Linked DNA regions of Homo sapiens: region 2 is linked to region 1. The links are chromatin contacts, found by Hi-C in ENCODE. All regions are on one chromosome and are shown on one strand. The core of a region is the stretch at or near the end of the contact, and the rest is flanking DNA. Distances in the headings are between cores, read along the strand shown.

Region 1 (6,843 bases), core at 141-2,640:
CTATGAATCCCTTGCTGAAACCATTCACGATAGAGCATGAGTGGAGACAACCCTGACACCCTGACATGAGGCAATGTTTCCCTGGCCTTTATATTTAACAGAACTTGCCTGGCTGTTTCCTTGCCACCAGGGAGCTGCTGTTATAATCCCCAGAGTTCTTCCTCTCCAGACTCTCACAATCCCATTATCCTCCTGCCTGGAGAGACAAGCTCATCTGACAACACTGCCAGCACAGAGACTCATGTGGATGTATTAAATTCACCACCTGGTGACTATAATTAAGATTCCTCTCCTTTGATTTATTTTGGTTGGGGGAAAGAAATCATTTAAGTTCTTGGAGGTGCAGATAAGAGATGATATATGTCCCAACTATTTCCATGATAGTAACACTTCCTGCCGCTAACACAGATGGAAACCCAACTTCAATCACATCCATACTTGACTACCCGTAGCGGAGGAATGATGAGGTGGTAGAGGGAAAAAAAGAAGAAAAGAGAAGTAGTCCAGAGGAAGGAGATAATGAGAAACATGCATGATATTTCTGGGAAAGAGATTTAAACCAAAGAAAGACGCACATCTGCTTGATACACAGAATTGTCTTTTCCAACTGAGAATGCAGCCCCTCTTTTCAATCAGTTGAAGAGTCGGATATCACCTTGAAGATGATCTAAACCAGGAGTTCTTATCCTGATATCTGGAGGTAGACTTGTAGGGAAATTACGAACTTCCGGACATTGAGGAGGGCAGTAAAAGTACCTAGCTTTCCTCAGTCTCTTAAAGCGGTCTAATGACTACAAAGACATTAACAGACCCAGTCAAATCCCCAAATTTTAAGTTAAAGATATTTAAATCCAGAGAGATAAGGAACTTACCCAAATTCATACTGCTGGTTTATGTCACAGGTAAAACCAGCACACAAGTTTCCTGACTCTCGTATTTGGCCCATTTCATCTTAGCGCTTGTCTGCACACCTGTTAGCAGGAGGCTCTGTGATTTGCTCTATATTCTAATCAGAGCCCCATAACAACTCCTGGAGGTGGACAAAGCAGGTGTAAGTAATGCCTTTCGATAGAAGAGAAAAACAAGCTCAGAGCAACTCAGGCAACTCATTTATTCAAGATGAACTTAGTAGCCCTAAATTGGTGTGGCTTCAGGGATCATGATTCTAATATCTCCTTCAGTCAACAACAGATCCTTACACCCTCAGGTGTGCTGCTCCCCAATCTCCAAGCCTGCACAAGTGTGGGTGTGGCTTCAGAGTACTGGGCCAATCAGACTATGTCACTCTTCCGGTGACTTTGACCCAAGGTGTGAGCACATGGTCCAAGCTGAGCCAATCAGAAACCTCATCTGGATTTTGGTTTTAAACTGAAATTGAAAGTGAGTTCTTGATCTCTGGTAAATGATTGAGGAAGTGACACCAAATGAAATGATTGCTGCATAGAGAGGGCTAGGAGAATAAGACTGGCAGAGCATGGATGAGGGAAATGGACAAAAACAAAAACAAAAGTCTTTTAACATAAATCCTTTGGTCTTTTTTCCTCAAGGCTTACTTTTCCATCACTTCCTTATCTATGCAATATCCTAGTATACTCCTAATAATTCTTTTTTGGGAGGCGGTGAAGTAGAGGAAAATGCTTGGATAAACTACATTCAGGGAGATATGCTATTTGCACCTGAGTTCTGCCTAACAGAATGCCTAAGTGTTAGTCAGCTGGCTTAAGCCCAGGCCATCGCCCTTGGACTCAGTCTCTTTGAGAAAGCCTTCAGTGTTACTTTCTACAGCCACTTACATACCTTCACTGTCAGCAGGAAGATGTCTGGGGGAATTGGCTTACCACTAAATGCAGGACCCCGAGGAATAGCGCGGCTCTCTCTTCCTTCTAATCTCAAAGTTAAGAGGAAGGTTTCTTATCCCTTTTCTTTCTCTCTTTATTTCTTTCTCACTTCCTCTCTCCTTATACTGGCTCCCTGGCATCTTTTACTATCCGTGGAGTTCTGATGCCCCCTGCTGCTGACTGCAGGCTGCTGGCTGCTAACTGCAAGAAACACAGGTTTCCCTGGTTGCAGGCTCTGTGTTGGTTGTCTGTGCTAGTTCTTCCGCCTCTCATTATGTTTTCCTCTTATGTGATCTAATACTCTGGCTGTGTTTTCTCACCGTCTTTCTGTGCCACTTGTATCTTTTCCCCCACACCCTCGTCTCAACATCTTTCTCATCACCTCTTTCCTCTTTCAGTTTCAGTTTTAGACTTCGTTCTCTCTGCTGTCATCTGTGTCTCAGTCTATTCTTGAATAGACTGGTTCCCTGCATCTTGAATTCCTGGTTCCTGCATCTTGATCTGTGTCACTGACTCAGCTTCTGTTGCACAACCTCACCCACTCATCAGTGGAATTTTTTTTGTTTTTGTTTTTTCACAGAGAGACTTGCCACATGTTCCTCTCATTGTCCTAAGATAATTTAACAAGCAGGTGATTAGCCTTAACTGAATAGGCAGGGTGGTTAGCTCTTTGCACAGAAAGTTCTTACAAGTAAAAATAAAGCATTTTCCAGGGTTCTAGAAAGTTAGATTTCTTCCACAGTTTTGTGTAATATTTGGCTTTTTTTTTTTCTTTCTGAGGTATAGGATTTTAAAATTTATACCTGGTGGGAACTAGAAGTGGGGAGGAGGTGAGTATTGGAAATCTCTGCGGCGAGTTCTAGATTGGAGAAGGGAGTTCTGGAAGTTATGGTTCCAGGGCTCCCTGTGAGAGGGCAGTGCTTCGGACATCTGTGCCTGAGCTGCTCTGCGTATGAGGTGCCTGCTCAGCAGGTCCTGTTGATGGATCGATTCTTTGGCTCCTAGGACTAATACTCTAAGAACCCCACTGGCCTGAGTTTGTTTTTCTGCCAAAGGGAGCTATCATTAGCATTTGAGACAAATACCCAGACAACATCCCCAAAGTGTATCTCCATCCGTCTGGGTTCACAGGAGGGAGGGCGTATGCTTGCTTATGGAAAGCATATGATTTACGCTAGTGCCTGTGGCTCTCCAAAGGAGAATGCAGCTTAGGGGTAGCATGAAATGGTGTGTACCAAACACTACCAGGCCAGGTGAACTGCATACATGATTCCACTGTCACAAGCATCCTGCAAAGGCTTGTTTTCTGGATTAAAAAACTGAGCTTCAGAGAGGTTAGGTACATTCATAGCCAGTAAGTAGCAAGGTTTAAATCTGCCTTTCAGGTGCAAAACCATCAGGAATATAAATCAAAAGCACAGGTTAGGTCATAAGGAGACCTTGGACTAAACTCTTTACTTCCCTGGGCTCGAGTTTCTCCATAAAGGTGATGATGGAGTCATCTCATGATATTCTAGGGTCTCTCTAAGTTGTAACATATCAAGATTCTGTCACTCTGTTACTCACTACTTTCCCTGACATCTTTCCAATTTGTTCTGCTGTTTAATTTATGAGAACATATATTGTTCTCATAAATTGTGTCCATAAATTGTACATTAGTGGGTTTCTCTGAAGGCAAAGATTATGTCATCATCAAGATTTGATTTCTCACAATGCTTAACACCTTGTTTTCAATGCAGTAGACACTAAGTTTTTGTTTTTATTTTCTGAAAGCAGAAAGAGTGGGAAGAAACAATTCAAACATGGAAGCTAGAGAGAAAATACAAAAGACAGGAAGAAAGGAAGGAAGGGGAAACATTAAAATGCATTTTATTACATTACAGGACTCATTTAAGACATAACGGAAGCTTCATTATTTGTTCACTTTTTGCCTTTAAGTGCTGATTCCTATAAAGGACCAAAAATATTAAAACATAAAGAATTAGGAGCCTGCCGAATATCAAATTGGGGATGAAAATGTCAAATCTCTCAAATTAGAAAGAAATTCAGGAAGAAGGCAGTATCTGTTCTAAAGGGTTACATGTTTGAAATCACATTTGTAGGTGTACATTTCTCCTACAAAGCAAGACGCCCTGGAGTGCAAACACACTTTTCCCAGCTTCAGGAAAACCACTCAGCATGCCACAGCTCCTGGAGGTGCCCGTTCCCACCATTATCACTGCCTCCCCGCAGCACAGCCTCTCCAGGACAGATGCTAACAATCGATAGCAAACACCTCACACTTAAATCCATCAATGAAAATACTGTTACAATAATAGCAGCGATTTTATGTGGCTACTGATTTCTTTGGGGCCTCCCAAACCCAAAGGTAAGAAATAATAACAGGTCATTTTTCATCAAGACAGACAATGCAGAAGGGTGATTGGAGCAGAGGTGCTTCCGATGAACTGTGTTGCCCATGTGAGCACTGCCAAGAAAAAGGAAAAAACCCACCTCCTGGGAGGCTCTTGTGTTTGGGCTGATGAAAAAAGCAATAAGAATCCTCAGCAACATAATAAAGACAGCACCAGGCAATCCCACGTTCCTGGGCAAACCCATCGCTGTGATTTTACCTGAGTCTGCAAATAAGATTGTGTGACTGGTAAAAGGATAACTATTATCCCATTTCACAGATGGACAAACAGAGACTCAAGGGAGAAAGTGGCAGAACTAGGGCTAGAACACAGAGCTTCTTCCTCTTAATCCATTATTTTTTTATTTGCTTTTTTCTCCCTTGAATTGAACAGAAAGGAGACAATCCAGGATATAGATCAAAACATTAAAGGAGTCAAACCAAATTGTGTTTTAGAAGAATATTTAATGACCTGGGGAAATGTTTACAATACAAAATGTAGTTAGAAAATAACTATATGTGCACATGTGTATTATAATTCTGATTATGTAGACATTTTATATAGACACATACACACGTCATATATCAACCAGGAAGTATCTCTGGATATAATGAATGACTTTGGCTTCTTCCTTAGGCTTTCCTCTACTTTATGCATTTCTTACATTCTGCACATATTTCTAATGTTTCTAAAAGTTAAGTTGAATATATAATTTGAATTAATAATATATATAAGTACAAACACACACCCATACAGAAGTCAAAATTAGATCATCTCAAGGGAAAAAAATGCTTTGCTTACTTTCTCTTGCTTTCTCTTATGGAGGATATAAAACTAATCAGTGATCGAATCCAAAGTCTCTGCTAGGCAATCAACATTATGACCTAAGTCAAATGCTTCATCTCTCACAGCTCACATTCTTCATCTACCAAAGAGGTATATTCCTATTTATTGCCTAATTTCTATGGTTTTTGAAAAAATAAATGACGAATCAAAATTTTGCGCCTTGAGTCCAAATGTATAGGCAGACAGGAAGCTGGTATGTGATGAGAGAGGGGGAGCCCTTCTCTTGAAACCACAAATTTAATCAGAATTTCTTCCTGTCTTCACCAAGCTGTAGGCTGAAGCAGCCCCTGTGATTATCTCTTCCTAATCAAGTGGGTGCCTATCTAGGGAGGCAGATGTAGCTCTGGTGGTGGGGGTGAGAGCCTCTAATTGCAGGATTTACATGAGAGGAGATTCCCCAGAGGCGGAGAAACAGACAGCCAAGGAGACACCACAAGCTATTTCCTCAAGCAGAAAAAGACAAGGAGGCCTTGGGAAGAGGCTGCCCTCTTTCTGGCCCTCAGGGTCTTTGTAGGTGGAAAAGGAAGTTAAACTGGGACTGGGCGGAGAGGGATAGGATTAAATTGGAGGTAACTTCATTGAATGGCTACTTTCTGCAAGGCACTGTGGGACTGGTAAGGGGGAAAACGCAACAGCAAAGAGTTCAGAAATAAGATTTTTCTAGTGCCTAGTGTGAGTCAGAAACTCTGTTAGAGTCTGTGTTTAAATGATCAAGTTGAATCTTGAAGAATAATTTGTGAGGTAGTGATTAAATCCACAATATCAGGCACACATTAAACAAGAGCCTCCTAGAATAACTGCAGATCTGGCAAACATGCTTTGCTTGCCTGCACGTGGCTTTCTTTTCAACTTGGCTTCATTACAACATAAATGTTGTTCCTTTTACCTAGGATGCCCTTCCCACCCTCCCCACTTGAACAATACCTTCAGGAATTACTTCAACTGCCACTTCCTCTAAGAAACCTTCTTGTACCACTCTACTCTCAAGCTAGTTGAAATTCTGAACTCCTACTGCACTCTGCATTATTTGTTGTAATTATGAGTGCTTGTCTGCACCCCCACGACATTGCACATGTTATTTTGTGAGGATTTGTTGTTGTTGTTGCTGTTGTTGTTGTTTAGTTTGTTTCCCCCCACCTTTAGAATCTCTGGTGCCTAATACAGTGCCCAGAGAAAACAAAGTGATCAATAAATGTTTATACTCTAAATAAGAAACTTGATGAAGTCATGGAAAGAAAGCAAAGGATATATGGATAAATGAATGAGTGAATAAATGATATGTGAATAAATATATCAATGAAAGAAAGTATGAATGTTTCTAATACAACTCTGAATCTTATAGGTACACAAAGTGAAAGGAAGTAAAAATGATTGGAACTGAGCAGAGATGGCAAAAACATACAGGTTACAAAGGCCAACATCAAACTAATGCCTCATCCAGGAAAACCATGGCTATTTTTAGCCTGCAGTTTCCCAAAAACAGCATCAGATTATTTGCAACTGACCTGTGCATTTTGAAAATTTCCAGTCATCCTGCCAATTTTCTATCTGGTGCATCCTTTGGGGCTCATGTAAAAGCCCCAGGCCCCCTAGATCTGCAAGGGGGCAAATAACCTTCTCTGATCCTTCTGAATCAGGTTGTGCATGTGTGTGGCTTTCCAGCTAATTCTGATCATTGCTCTCATTTAGGATCTTCTGTAATGAAAATTCTTGTACCTTCAGCTAATAGGGTTGCTTTAAAAAAATAGGAAAAAAAATTTCGTACC
Region 2 (6,650 bases), core at 2,511-5,010, 1.8 Mb before region 1:
TCAGATGTGGAGATATCATTGGGAACAAATGGCATTTGCTGTTAATGTGGGGGTAAATGGCCTCCACTCTGACTTGTGATATTTTAACTCTCTTAAGGAAGAAAGTGACACTGCAGTTCTCTTGTGCTGCCTGGCCCAAAGGCAGGGGAACATTATTCATCTGGATCATTAACCCTAAAATATGATTTTACCCACAGCAGCATTCCATGGAGGGCAGCTACTGTGGGAAAATTGTGACACCAGGCAGAGCTCAGGCAGGGCTGAGCATCAGAACCTCAGTTTCTTTGTACATCCACTGCTCACAAGCTGTGTGACCCTGGGTTAATTTTCCAGGACCTCAGTTTTCTCATCTGTAAAATGAAGATAGCAGCCTATACCTTGCCTACTTTGAATCGTGATGGTGAGGATATCCTGAGATAGTGTCAAAGCCTTAAGGGGGCTAAAACACCGTATAATTGTTTGTTACAATTACGGATTTTTTGGGTTGGTTGCCAGCACATTGCTAACTCTGCACGTTTTTAAAAACCCTTTCCAGTACCCAGTACACAACATTCTTCCATCTCTAGCTCTCCCTGGATCAAATCCTCTTCTCAGAAAAGTTTCTGGTTATCAACCATTTATGGGTAACATTATTCCTTCTTCCTGTCCCTGGTTTCTCTAGCTCCAAACCATTCTCCACCATGCCAGCAGAATTATCTCTGAAACAGACACACCATCCTACTCACAACCCCCTTTCCCTGTGGCTCCAGCTGCCCATGAGTTTATCTGATGCATTCAAGCAAAATTTAGCCATCTCCTACTATGCCTGCCAGGCACTGTTGTAGGTGATGGAACTGTAGCAGTAAATAAAACAGGGAAGGCCTCTGCCCTCCTGAGGTTTGCATTCAAGAAGAAGACAGAAAAAATAAACAGGTAGATAGACAAAGAAGATGCCTTTAGATAGTGATACACTGGATGAAGATAGTAAAGCAAGGAGAAAGAGAAGAGTGATAGGTAAGTGGGAAGTCTTGTGTGTTTGAACTCTATTCTAATAAGAGAAGCAGCAGACATGTGTAGCCCCGGGATGAGAGGGTTAATGGGAAAAAATCTGCAGTCACAGAAGCTTGGTTACAGGATAGGCCTGGCAGAGCCGAAGGATAGCAAGGAATTGTGATGTGAGCAAAGGGAGAGTGGCAAGAGGCATGGTGAATGGGAAAGCTAGGACCCTGGAGACTATAATAAGATTCTCAACTGTGTCCTACCTGCAAAGGGAAGCTTTTGCCAGATGTGAGGCAGGAAAATGACATGATCAGATTTACCTTTTAAAAAGATCACTCTGGCTGTACTGTGGAGAATGGAATTTTTGTGGCTGAAATTCCAAAACTGTCTCGGAAACCTTCACCAGTTGGGTCCAACTTCCATTTTCAGCTGTATCTCCTATCACAAGCACACACATCCTGCACTCTTGGCATGTTAGACTCAATATTGTTTTCTACATGCCATGTTCCTTCACACTTTTTAATTCAACTATTGCTATCTTCTCTTCTGGTAATGCCCTCCTGCTTCCCCAGATGCTGTCACATCATGCATCTGACGACCCATGCTGCATGCTTGGATGTGGGGCCAGAACTGGGGCATTCTTGAGAGCTTGAAACAGATCAGGAAGATAAGCAAGCAGTAGACATTTAGTGTGCTCCTATTATGTGCCTGGCACTGTGCTGGGCCCCTAGGATACAGGTGGAATGAGGCAGACCCAGTCCCTGCCTTCGTGGAGTTTATAATCCAAAGGGTGGGGACGTGTAAAAAGGAAATATGAAATAAATTAGGGATTCTATGCCTTGAAAGAAAATCAGGAGCTAGAAGTACTCATCTTGGAAGCACAAAATCATAGATTTGTGGTCTCATGGAATCTTAAGCTTATAGAATCAAATCATCCCAGGAGAAAAAAATACTAGGAATTAGAAATGAATATTTATCAAGTCTCTGGAGGATGGGGTGGCTGTATAAGCTTAGAAGTGATAGAAGAAATCACAAAGGAAAATACATAAAGCAAACTGGAAAAATACCCACAGCCAATATGACAAAGGATTACTATCTTTATTATGTAAAGAGCGCATGCAAATCAATTAAATTCACTAAGACCCAGTAGATAAGTGAGCAGAGGGCAAGAACAGACAATTCTCAAAAGAGGAAATACATGCAACTGGTTAACAAACACAAGAAAAAAAAACGTTCACTCTCTCTAATAATCAAAGAAAGGCTTATTAAAACCATGAGATAACATTTTTTGCCTATTGAATTAGCAAAGTTTAAACAAAAACAAGAGGATGTCAATGCTTTTGAGAATGGGATGATATAAAGAATCTCACGCATTGCTGGTAGACATGTCAACTAGGGCGACCGTTCTGGAAAACAATTTGGCAATATGCATGAAGACTCTTAAAATAAGATATAATTTTAGTAATTTAATTTCTGGGATTTTTTTTCTAAAGAAAAAAATCCAAAAATAGAAAAAAGATACATGCATGAAGATTTTTTTTTTTTTTTGTGGAGTATTATTTATAGTAGCTAACGCAGGGTGTGGGGTGGACATGGGGAGGCGCGCAAGAAAAAGCGAACTGAGGGGTACAGTTATCCATTTAAGGAAACATTTCATGGCCATTTAAAAACATGTTTGTGAAATTCTTATGCTCTGTACTAAAGTTAAGTGAAGAAGGAGGACAGAAAAAGAAATTGCATATTCAGTACGATCGTGTTCACAGGGAGACGATCATACACGCGCTGACTTAAAGATTTCCAGGTTGTCAGATAGATAAGAACATCCATAGAGCTGTTGCATGAAATGGTTTGGGGCCAGGGACTTGGACTGGGCCATCTTGCTGGTTCCTCCCCTAAGGTTAGAGATTTGGTGAAGAAATAAGAAGCAGTCCCAGGCTTCCTTGGAGAACTTAATGCTTTAAAGCTGTATAATTTTAAGAAACCTGACGGGCTTGACTCCTCCATTTTACAAATGAGGAAACTGAGAACCAAAATGGTTTGGTAACTTGTTCGAGGTGGCACAGATTTGGGGCAAAGCTGGGACTGGAATTTAGACCTTCTGAATTCAAACCAGTGCAGCCTCCAGTCTCAATGTGCCTATGCCTGAGTGGGTAAACATTTGCATTTATTTGGTGGCGGTGGCGGGGGGACAGGGGGCATTTGTGCTACATCTATACACTTGTGCCTGTGGATGTACACAGCCTGCATGTGTATTCAGCTGACAAGTAACCAACCATCGCGATTTGCTTGAGATTGTCCGGATTTTATCAGTCAGGCTGGGACTGTTGCTCACTCTGAATGTGTGTGTGTTTCACCCTGTTTCGTGAGCACGCGCTTTGGGGACATCCTGTGCATCTCTTGATATGTCTGGGTTTGTTTTTCTGCTCCAAAGAGGCTGCCCTTTGGCTCCAGCCAGTCCGTCTGCTCCACAACATCTCCCTCCGTCCCTGGGCCAGGCTTTTCCTGTTTTGCTGGCTGGAGGAAGAGAAGCTCGCGGGAAGCCCCAGGGTCTGGTTCCCATAGGCCGGTGTTCCTTTGCAGGCAGCCACCACGGCACCATCCAGCCGGCTTTTTGGAAGCAGGTCAACGTCCCTCCCAGCAGATCACCCAGCCTAGCTCAACCCAGAAGTAGATGTGTTTTCTTTCACCACGCGCTCGCCTCTTGCATCTCGCGGCTTAATTGGCACTAATGGGGGTGGAGGCCGCCTTTGGACGGCTTCCCGCAGCTGCCCTCTGCTGGTCGGTAGCCGCATTGGCGGCTGGAGCCTGGGGACCTGGAACTGTGGTTTCCGCCTCAGAGCCTGTGGGCCTGGAGACGCGTGTTGGCCACAGCCGCCCTGAGACTTTGGGAGGGTTATGATAAAAGACCTTATTACCAGTCCAGGCACACCTAACAGCCCCAATGTCTCCCTCCTTGAATAAACAGATACAAAAATGCCCTCATTGTGTCTGCTGGAAAAGCAGGGGTTATTCAATAATTAGCCTGTGTGAGCTGGGTGTGGTGGCAGGTGCCTGTAATCCCAGCTACTCTGAAGGCTGAAGTGGGAAGATCACAGGAGACCAAGAGTTCAAGTCCAGCTTGGGCAACATAGCAAGACCTCGTCTTTAAAAAATAAATAAAATAAAATTAGCCTTTCACTTCTTTGGGCTGCAACTTTATCATCCGTAAAATGGGCAGTGCAATGGCATCTATCCCATTAGGTCCTTAACCAGGAGTGGTGGTGTACACCTGTAATTCCAGAAGTTTGGGAGGCCAAGGCAGGCAGGTCACCTGAGGTCAGGAGTTTGAGACCAGCCTGGCCAGCATGGTGAAACCCTGTCTCTACTAAAAATACAAAGATTAGCTGGGTGTGGTGGTGGGCACCTGTAATCTTAGCTACTTGGGAGGCTGAGGCAGGAGAATTGCTTGAACCTGGGAGGCGGAGGTGGCAGTGAGCCGAGATTGTGCCATTGCACTCCAGCCTGGGCCACAGAGGGAGATGCCATCTCAAAAAAAAAAAAAAAAAAAAGAAAGAAAAGAAAAGAAAAGAAAAAACCAAAACGACAACAACAACAAAAAACATTAACCTGTAGTCCCAGGTGGTGTACCTGTAGTCTTGGGAGGCTGAGGTGGGAGGATTGCTTAAGTCCAGGAGGCCAAGGCTGCAGTGAGCTGTGATCATGTCACTGCACTTCAGCCTGGGTGACAGAGTGAGACCCTCTCTCAGACAAAAAAAGAAAGAAGGAAAGAAAGGAAGAGAGAAAGAGAGAGAGAGAAAGAAAAGAAAAGAAAAGAGAAACACATTAGGTCCTTGCGAGGCTTAGTGCAGAATGTCTGTAAGGAACCTCACCCTCACCTCACCTGCCACACAAGGAATACCAAAAAAAGGTGTCTGTTATTATCAACAATGATGCTGTTCTCATTGCAGTGGGAGCCAGTGATGACACGAGCGGGTCTTTTCTATAGCATCATGGTGGAAGGCCACGTGGAGGAAATGCTTTCCAAGCTGGCTTCTGCTGGATTGCTAGGATTTAACAAATATTTGTGTACTATTGCAATGTGCCAACTATTGTCCAAGAAATTATAGGGGTATAGAAGTGAATAATTTGCTGTTCCCAAGTCAGAATAACTGCACTAAACTTGAAATAATGTAAAGAACTTTTATATTCAACTGAAGCATATTTTTAAAATAATGATAACCGTCTCATGTTTGTCCAGTGTGTTTCAGGTCTGAGTCCTGTTCCAGGCTCCTCAGAGAGATAATGGATGTGAGCACTATAGAAAATAGACAGCTTTCTGCAAAATTAAGGTGATTCATATTGAGGGGTGAAGTTTGTCTATATCCCTCATTGACTAAACAAATCGTTTGTGCCTGTTAGATTGATAAAGACGATCACAGAGCCATAGCACTGTGGGCCTTCAGAGCTAGAAGATACTTTATCTGCTTCTATTTCCATTCATTGCTGTCTGCAGAATACCTGTCAGGTGGGAATCTATGCTCTGTTTGAATGCTTCTGGGGATGGGGCACTCACTTCTACCCTAAGTAGAGGTCTATCTGTCTTTACATAAGCAGATACATTGAGTGTTCTGTTTTCTCTCTTACTGGCTAAATCCAGACAAGTTATGTTAATTTTGCCCCTAAATATCTCTCAGCATCCTCATCAGTACTGCCTCTGTACAAATATCACTTCCATTGCAATTATAGTCATTTTCTAATTAGACTGCTAGCTTAAGCTTGCCCCTCCCTCTTCACCCCAATCCACTCTCTATGTTACTTTGCCACATGCGAATCTGATCTTGAAGTTCCGTTTAAACCCTTTGCCTTTCCCCTGCCTAGAGAAGCTCATCCTCCTTAGCAAGGCCTATGCTGTCTTTAACAGCCCAGCTCCTAGTTGCTTTCTGCAGCAGGGGTTAGCAGACTGTGTCTCATGGACCAAATAAAACCCACAACCTATATGTTCCATGAACAAAAAACATGGTTTTGACATTTTTAAACATAAAGTGCTAAACAAACCATTATACTTTTGGAGAGAATAGTTGCTTAAAAAGTTAAGGACGCTGGCCCTTGGCCCACAAAACCTAAAATATTTACTATCTGACTCTCTATTGAAAAAGTTTGGTGATACCTGGAGAATCAGCTCCTAAGATCCCTACACACTTGACTTTGCAGCAAGCTGGCGCAATTTGCCAAACTCCAAGTATAACATGCTTTTACACAGCCCTGTCATTCCCTCTGACTGACATCCTACCCTGCCTGCCTCTGTGATAAACTCTTACTTTTTAATGATGATGATAATGATGATGACAATGGCTAATGGGTGTTAAATACTAACTGTGTGCCCATCACTGTTTTAAGTACCTTACACGCATTAATTCATTTAATACACACAACAAGCCTATGAGGGAGCACAATTATTATTTCCATTTTACAGAGAAGACTAACATGCCAGAGATAAGGTTACTTGCCCAAAGTTACAGAACTGCGAAGTGGCTGAGATGATTCAAGACTCAGCTGTGCTGTTTCCTGGAAAGCCTTCTCAGAACTCATGGAGTGGGTTTGCTGTTCTCTTTCCTTGGATAATGTAGCACCTGCCTGGATCATAACATAATCCCTAGAAGGTTGCCGCTATCTGTGTCAGTGACCTCCTTCCC

The links. A loop is a pair of places that touch in the nucleus more often than their neighbours do. Pooled maps may share reads with other maps.
Region 2: a loop to region 1 is called in a map of endothelial cell of umbilical vein, with 29 times the contacts of the local background. The contact joins two enhancer-like sites. A Hi-C loop is called at or near these places in 1 of 168 maps with a recorded cell type or tissue (endothelial cell of umbilical vein), 2 of 37 single-sample maps with no recorded cell type and 13 of 50 pooled maps.

Annotation. Positions count from the first base shown.
Region 1 is chr9:117,778,523-117,785,365 of GRCh38, reverse strand. All of the region lies in intron 2 of LOC105376244 (a long non-coding RNA gene), which reads right to left. Among named protein-coding and RNA genes, the nearest start is that of TLR4, 78 kb to the right of the region's middle. Within about 2 kb of position 1,390, at least 17 of the 41 ENCODE cell types and tissues checked have a DNase peak (open chromatin) inside an H3K27ac peak, as active enhancers do.
Region 2 is chr9:119,553,346-119,559,995 of GRCh38, reverse strand. No RefSeq gene overlaps it. Among named protein-coding and RNA genes, the nearest start is that of BRINP1, 190 kb to the right of the region's middle. RefSeq lists enhancers at 3,568-3,617, 3,568-4,088. Within about 2 kb of position 3,760, at least 10 of the 41 ENCODE cell types and tissues checked have a DNase peak (open chromatin) inside an H3K27ac peak, as active enhancers do.